2 separate regions of the Homo sapiens genome follow, and region 1 is linked to region 2. The links are chromatin contacts, found by Hi-C or POLR2A ChIA-PET in ENCODE. All regions are on one chromosome and are shown on one strand. The core of a region is the stretch at or near the end of the contact, and the rest is flanking DNA. Distances in the headings are between cores, read along the strand shown.

Region 1 (3,446 bases), core at 160-2,659, 390 kb after region 2:
TAGAGCGTGGGATACAGTGAAGTTAGGTCTACAGTGCTGTGCAAAGATCATACGATACGTAAGATCACCTCCCAATTCCCTCCATCACAGGTTATGGAAACAACTGAAATCCTAATGAAAACCTTAAACAGTAGCCAAGTTGGACTGGGAGAACCTAGCTGAGAGGGCCCCCTACCCCGTGCATATCACTCCAGACCCCTGTAGATGGTGCACAGTGCTGATAAAACCAGGAACAGAGAGGGAAGTGGGAAGAGGCCGGAGGGAGGAGAGGCAGGAAATGCCAAGAAGTCAGGCACCAAGCTCCTGCCTTTAAACACTCTCACAAACAGGACCCCTTCCCACGATGTCCTGGTGAGAGGAAGATGAGAATCTATTTGTTGGCCAAACACTGGCAATCAGAGAACTTTTCTTAGCAACTTGATCCTGGTCAGAGTGTGTTGCTTTGGGTTGAGAAATGGCAGCTGGCCTCCTGACTCTGAAAGGCTTCAACACTTTGGCAGGAAGTGACTGTGGCAGGAGCACCAGCAGGGCCGGCCTGAGCCATCTCCCATCGGCGCCTCCCTCGCTGCTACCCAGCCCCAACCCAGTAAGAGTGCTGGCCCCAGACCTCTACCTCCAGCTCCTTCCAAATACAACTTTCTGAGTTCCTCTAGAAAAAGCCAAAAGTCATCCCAAGAAGTAAATCTCTAAGAAAATATCAGCCACCATGGCAAGCTGGAGGAGAAAGAGTTTGGGGCTGATGGCCACCTAGTCCATTGAAGTTTAGTACTGGCTCACAGATCAGCTTGGTAAGACTGTCAATAACTTAATCTAGAAGAATCTATGTAGAGATAGCTAGATCTTACCTGCCCTAACTCAACCCACAAAGGATTTGCAGCAGCTAATTCCAAGTAATCACTGTGAGAGCCCCAGCTCTGAGAGGCTCTAGGGATTCTTTTGCATTTGGCCTGATCAGTGCCTGTGTGTTCATTTTTCTTGGGGAAACATCTGCCGCCCACAGGAAGAGCACCTGACGCCAGCCCACCTGGCCCATTCGAGTGCCTGCAACCCTGCCCTGCTTCAGGAATGAACATATCCCGGGACGGTCTGGTGAGACCCAGTCCTAGGCCCCCCTCACCCCTGGAGTTGCAGCAAATCAGGAGCAAGCCTGGAGCTGCCAGCACCATAGGGAGAGCCCATCTGAGAGGGCATCAACCCAGGGAAAGCAGCTCCCTATATATCCTCAAGGCCTGGATCCAGCAGTGACTGGAGCCAGTTTCCCCAAGTGTTTCAGCTACATGAGCCAATACACTCTTGCTCATTTAAGACAACGTGAGTTGGGTTTCTGTTAACTTGCTACGGAAAGAGTCCTGACTAATGAAGACACCACCCAAAGAGGCCCCCAACCAAGGTCTCCAGGACTGCTCAGCCATGAACGCAGGGCAGCCCGACTGCACGCACCTGCACCGTCTTGGTCTGGATGCCCACGATGCCACCACACTTCTCCTCGACCTGCATGTGCTCAGAGATCACACACTTCTGCATCGTCGTGATCTTCTGTGTCAAAACGCACAGGACCTCATTCCTTCCTTCCAGCACCTGCTGGAGCACAGGGTTTCTCAGATTTATTGTTCTGAAAAAGAAAAACGGATGTGAGTGGCTTAGTGCCTCAGGGGACATTGGTGTAGTGTGAATTTCCTCTTGCACAGCAGGCAGCTGAGGAGTGAGCAGGTGACAGCCAGGCTTTGTTGATTTCCTCATGATGAAAGGGGTGGCAGGTCACCTGGAAAGACATAAACCAAACTCTCTTGAGGCCACCTCAGAGCTGCCGGGCCTCTGGGGGCCAGGCTAGATGCCAGAGGGAAGGGGGCTTTCAGTCAAACAGCAGCGCCGGTTGTCAAGGAGAAGAAAAGAAAATCAACCAGGGCCAGGCGTGGTGGCTCACACCTGTAATCCCAGCACTTTGGGAGGCTGAGGCAGGCAGATCACTTGAGGTCAAGAGTTCGAGACCAGCCTGGCCAACATGGTGAAACCCTGTCTCCACCAAAAATACAAAAATTAGCCAGGCGTGGTGGCACACACCTGTAATCCTAGCTACTAAGGAGGCTGAGGCACGAGAATCGCTTGAACCTGGGAGGCGGAATTTGCAATGAGCTGAGATCATGCCATTGCGCTCCAGCCAGGGCAACAGAGCAAGACTCCATCTCAAAAAAAAAAAGGAAAAGAAAAGAAAACTAACCAGGAAGGAAACTGCAATCCATGTACCTTAGACCCTGGAAACTCCACTTTTTTATTTAATCAGAGCTGAAGGATGTCAGACGTCACAGCCATGGCCCAGGGAATACAGGATTATGATGGGAGGAATGGTGACCAATTGCTTCTCATTGAGAAAGGAATAGGCCTAAAGTATGAGTAGCAAGAAGGAAATTAGATTTGAACTAAGAGGAAACTTCTTAACCTGTCTAGGAAAGATGTTTCATCTCTTAGAAGGGGTTTGATGTCTTTTTACACATGGGGAAACTGAGGCTGGTTATGCATGGCCTATCCAGAGTCACTCAGCAGAGATTTGGGGCTCCCACCCAGCCACTTGAAATTCTGCAAACTTTCAAGAACAGACTAAATTTTTATTTACAGGAGATGATTTCATGCTTAGAAGCAAATGATGAAATAACTTCTCTGGAGATCTCATTCAATACTATGATTCTATGAAATGGACAGGAAAAGAACCAAACTAGAGTTGGTGACAGCACAAGAAAAATTATGGTATCCATGCTGGTCTTTTTTTAAGAGGTTAGTTACCTTGAAAAGCTCAGCACCCATCCCTGACCACACACATGCTGGGTCACCCATCCTAGACAGACTCAGGTTCTCTGGGCTTCAGAAAGTAGCCCTGGAACTGGAGTGAGTAGCTAGGAAAGTCCCATCTCAATGTAATCACCTGCCCAGAATAGAAACAACTCACGTGTCCATCAACAGATGAATGGAGAAACAAAATGTGTTATAGTCATATAATGAGATATCATACAGCCATAAAAAGAAATGAAGTTGGGCCGGGCACAGTGGCTTATGCCTGTAATCCCAGCACTTTGGGAGGCCGAGGCAGGTGGATCACCTGAGGTCGGGAGTTCGAGACCAGCCTGACCAACATGGAGAAACCCCGTCTCTACTGAAAATGCAAAATTAGCCAGGCACATGCCTGTAATCCCAGCTACTCAGCAGGCTGAGGCAGGAGAATTGCTTGAACCCGGGAGGCGGAGGTTGCGGTGAGCTGAGATTGTGCCACCGCACTCCAGCCTGGGCAACAAGAGCGAAACTCCGTCTCAAAAAAAAAAAAAAAGAAGTGAAGTTCTGACATCTGCTGCAACATGGGTGAACCTTGAAGACATTATGCCAAGTAACACACTCCAGGGACAAATGAGCAATATTGTGTGGTTCCTCATATGAAATATCTGGAACAGGCAAATTCA
Region 2 (3,304 bases), core at 277-2,776:
GGAGATGCTCCTGCAGATAAAACCGAATCTGTAGACCAAAAAAAACTATAATGTTATTAATATGGAGTATCTGGTTTCTCTGTCTCTAATGCAACTCATGAGAAGTGTGCCATTTGGAGCCCAAGTAAGTAAAGAAACCCTTTGAATAAGTTGAGTAGTGAATACATTCAGGCTCAGCTTATGAAAACTAGCTACAGAGAAAAATACGAGAGAGAAGCATCTTGTGCAACAGTTCCATTCTATTTTCTTTTCTTTTTTTTTTTTTTGAGACAGAGGCTTGCTCTCTCGCCCAGGCTAGAGTGCAGTGGTGGTGAGATCTCAGCTCACTGCAACCTCTACCTCCTGGGTTCAAGCAGTTCTCTTGCCTCAGCCTCCCGAGTAGCTGGGACTACAGGCGCAGGCCACCACACCTAGCTAATTTTTTGTATTTTAGTAGAGATGGGGTTTCACCATGTTGCCCAGGCTGGTCTCGAACTCCTGAGCTCAGGCAATCCGCCCACCTCAGCCTCCCAAAGTGCTAGGTTTACAGGCGTGCACCACCACACCCAGCCAATAGTTCCATTCTAAAGACAATATAAAGTGAACATTCTCTCTAGTCATCATTACCCTTAAAAACCCTTTAGCAAAGAGCTGCATTGGAAGCCATCTCAGTCTCTCAGTAAGGTCCCCAACACTAGCTTTTCTTACAGTGGTGGAACAAATTGCAATCTCTTTAGTAGAGCATCAATGAAGTGGTTGGCTCAATTTTAGTAGCTATGTTAAAGAAAAATATGCATCTTGTAAATACTAGAATCATGCTTAGTGTGGCAAGATGCTCCCACTGTTAGAGAACAAAGCAAAAATATTGAGTGAATAGTAGGTGCTCCTCTCTCCTTCTGACTCCAGGGCTTCCACTCAGTAAGTGGAGGAAATATTAGTCTCTCTCTGTCTCTCTCTCTTTCTCCAGTTCCTCAGAATAGAATTTGTTTAAACATGGGTATGACGTCTGTTTAGTAGTACCACATTTTTTTTTTTTTACAAAAAAGTCTTGGGAGTTCTAGGCAGGCAGATGACAAGGTCAAGAGTTTGAGATCAGCCTGACCAACATGGTGAAACCCCATCTCTACTAAAAATACAAAAATTAGCTGAGCATGGCATGCCTGTAATCTCAGCTACTCAGGGGGCTGAGGCAGGAAAATCGCTTGAATCCGGGAGGCTGAGGTTGCAGTGAGCCGAGATCCCACCACTGTACTCCAGCCTGGGCGACAGAGCAAGACTCCATCCCCCACCCACCCACCCACCCCCAAAAAAGGAGTAAAAAATACGCACACTTCTGATACCTGAGATCGGAAAGTTCAAATGTTTAGAGGAGGACAATTATTCAAAAGGAGGTGGATTACAATCTGTTATCTTGGGGGATTCAGAGTAGTCCATTTCGGCATTGGAGTGTCTATTACAATCCAGGCAGGTTGGTTAGTTTAACTACATGTCTACCTTGGGGAATTACTGGGTGCCTGCACCTATTATTTGTAGGTACTATGCATCATTGCATCTGTGCCTGATGAGGTTCTGAAGAGACGAGGTCAACAGGAAGCTGGGATTTTACAGTGCCATTATTTGTAGGTACTATGCATCATTGCGTCTGTGCCTGATGAGGTTCTGAAGAGACGAGGTCAACAGGAAGCTGGGATTTTACAGTGCCCTAATATTTTAAAATGCTAAGGAGAAGTCAGTGCTCCTCCATCGCCCCTCCTGAACAGCAACCCTTAGGTGGGAAGAGAACTACCCTTAAGTAAGGAGTTAGTGGGCTTGTCCTCCATTACAGGAAGCTACAAAATTAAAACCAGGGATGTACTGAGGAATGCCTCCTAGGTGTGCTTGCCTAGTGCCCTCAGTAAAACTTCTTTGAAAGAGATGTGGGCAACTGTAGCAGCCACGAGAGTGGAAAGTTGAGAACCTAATGATCTGATTTTGGGGAGGTTAGAAGACCTGCCATTATCCTTGACCTGAAAGGAAGGTAAAGATGGTTGGTCTCTCAACACACTCATCACCACAAGAAAAGAATAGCATTTTAAATCCAGAAATCTCTTAGTCAGGGCCTAAGCCACATATGGTTGTGTGAAATAGTAACAGTGCTCACACCCCTGCAAAGGCAAGGTGCCTGGAGAGGGATGCGCAATGTTGAAAATCAATGCCTGTCTCTAAATGAAAAACTTAGACGCACGTGGGCTTTGGCTACATAACGAAAGCACTTGGGTTCAGTAATTTACAGAATTAAATGAGTGCTCATATTCAAGAGCTTTTAGTAGAAGTGAAACAATTAAATGACCAATGTTTTAGAAAAGCATTTTTAAAACCTTACTCTTAATTCAATTTGACCTTTTTAGAAGAATTATTTAGCAGATAAATTTTATCCCAAAACCAGACAAAAGAATAAAATGAAATCACACTTATGATTTCTCACATGCTGATATTAACTTCTTTCATATATTTTAAACAATGGCAATAGACTTTGTACTGAAATCTAAATCTACGTTGTAAAATACACTCAGGGCCGTGTCACTAGCTTCCAGTTTAGTGGCTTCCAGCACTTATTGATCTCACAATGTCAAAACAATTTTTTTTTTGCCTCAAGGCACTTAATCTTTGATCAGAGGGGATCAGTTACCAAAATTGACTGTATGAAGTTTAACGGCTGAATTTAAATTGTACCAAGTAAACAATTATGTCATTTATATTTGTTATAGGGCGGTCACCATCTGCTTTATTCTGCTTGTGCTTTAGGGACCCAAAGTTACAGGGCAATTTTTCTAGTGAAAGTTTTTAATCAAATTGTCATCTCCTGTCTAAGCCACCTTGTTGAAACATGACATTTCTGACCCTGGTAGCATCATGAGAATTTGAAATAGAATATAAATTTGTATTACTGGGTTTTCTTATTGGTTGACCAAAAAGAAAAATTAACCTTATATGTATCACAAATTAAAGTATAAAATTTTAAAGGATCTTTGTCCCCAGAAGTGGGAAAGCAAGATGTAAATTAATAAAAGTCTCTTGAAATGATTATGCATCTTATTCATCAACAAAATTCTAGCCACAGGACCACAGCTGACATTTACTAACACTTATTACATATGCCAGGCTCCATGATTGCTGAATTGTATATCACTTAATCCATACATGAACTCTATGTGACATGTTTTATTGTTGCTTTCAAGTTTACAGATGAGGAAACTGAGGCATAGAGCACATCAGTACCTTGCCCAAGGATATGGGCGAAGGACTGGTTTTCAGTCCAGGCAGTATGACTGCAGCACTTGTTTCT

The links. Hi-C counts contacts between places; a loop is a spot of excess contacts on that map. ChIA-PET counts read pairs that join two places held with the same protein, here RNA polymerase II (POLR2A). Pooled maps may share reads with other maps.
Region 1: a loop to region 2 is called in a map of OCI-LY7, with 4 times the contacts of the local background. The contact joins two enhancer-like sites. A Hi-C loop is called at or near these places in 1 of 168 maps with a recorded cell type or tissue (OCI-LY7), 2 of 37 single-sample maps with no recorded cell type and 4 of 50 pooled maps. POLR2A ChIA-PET finds 5 or more read pairs at or near these places in 1 of 52 experiments (OCI-LY7).

What each region holds. Positions count from the first base shown.
Region 1 is chr7:24,717,607-24,721,052 of GRCh38, forward strand. It overlaps GSDME (gasdermin E), which reads right to left. Exons shown (of 10, transcript NM_001127453.2): 4 at 1,441-1,612. Among named protein-coding and RNA genes, the nearest start is that of GSDME, 38 kb to the right of the region's middle. RefSeq lists enhancers at 74-661, 948-1,147, 1,268-1,457, 2,955-3,054. Within about 2 kb of position 1,410, at least 4 of the 41 ENCODE cell types and tissues checked have a DNase peak (open chromatin) inside an H3K27ac peak, as active enhancers do; they include OCI-LY7, where a contact is called at or near this core.
Region 2 is chr7:24,324,310-24,327,613 of GRCh38, forward strand. The region is part of intron 1 of LOC107986777 (a long non-coding RNA gene); the gene reads right to left. Among named protein-coding and RNA genes, the nearest start is that of NPY, 42 kb to the left of the region's middle. RefSeq lists a silencer at 1,583-1,793 and an enhancer at 1,620-1,689. Within about 2 kb of position 1,527, at least 2 of the 41 ENCODE cell types and tissues checked have a DNase peak (open chromatin) inside an H3K27ac peak, as active enhancers do; they include OCI-LY7, where a contact is called at or near this core.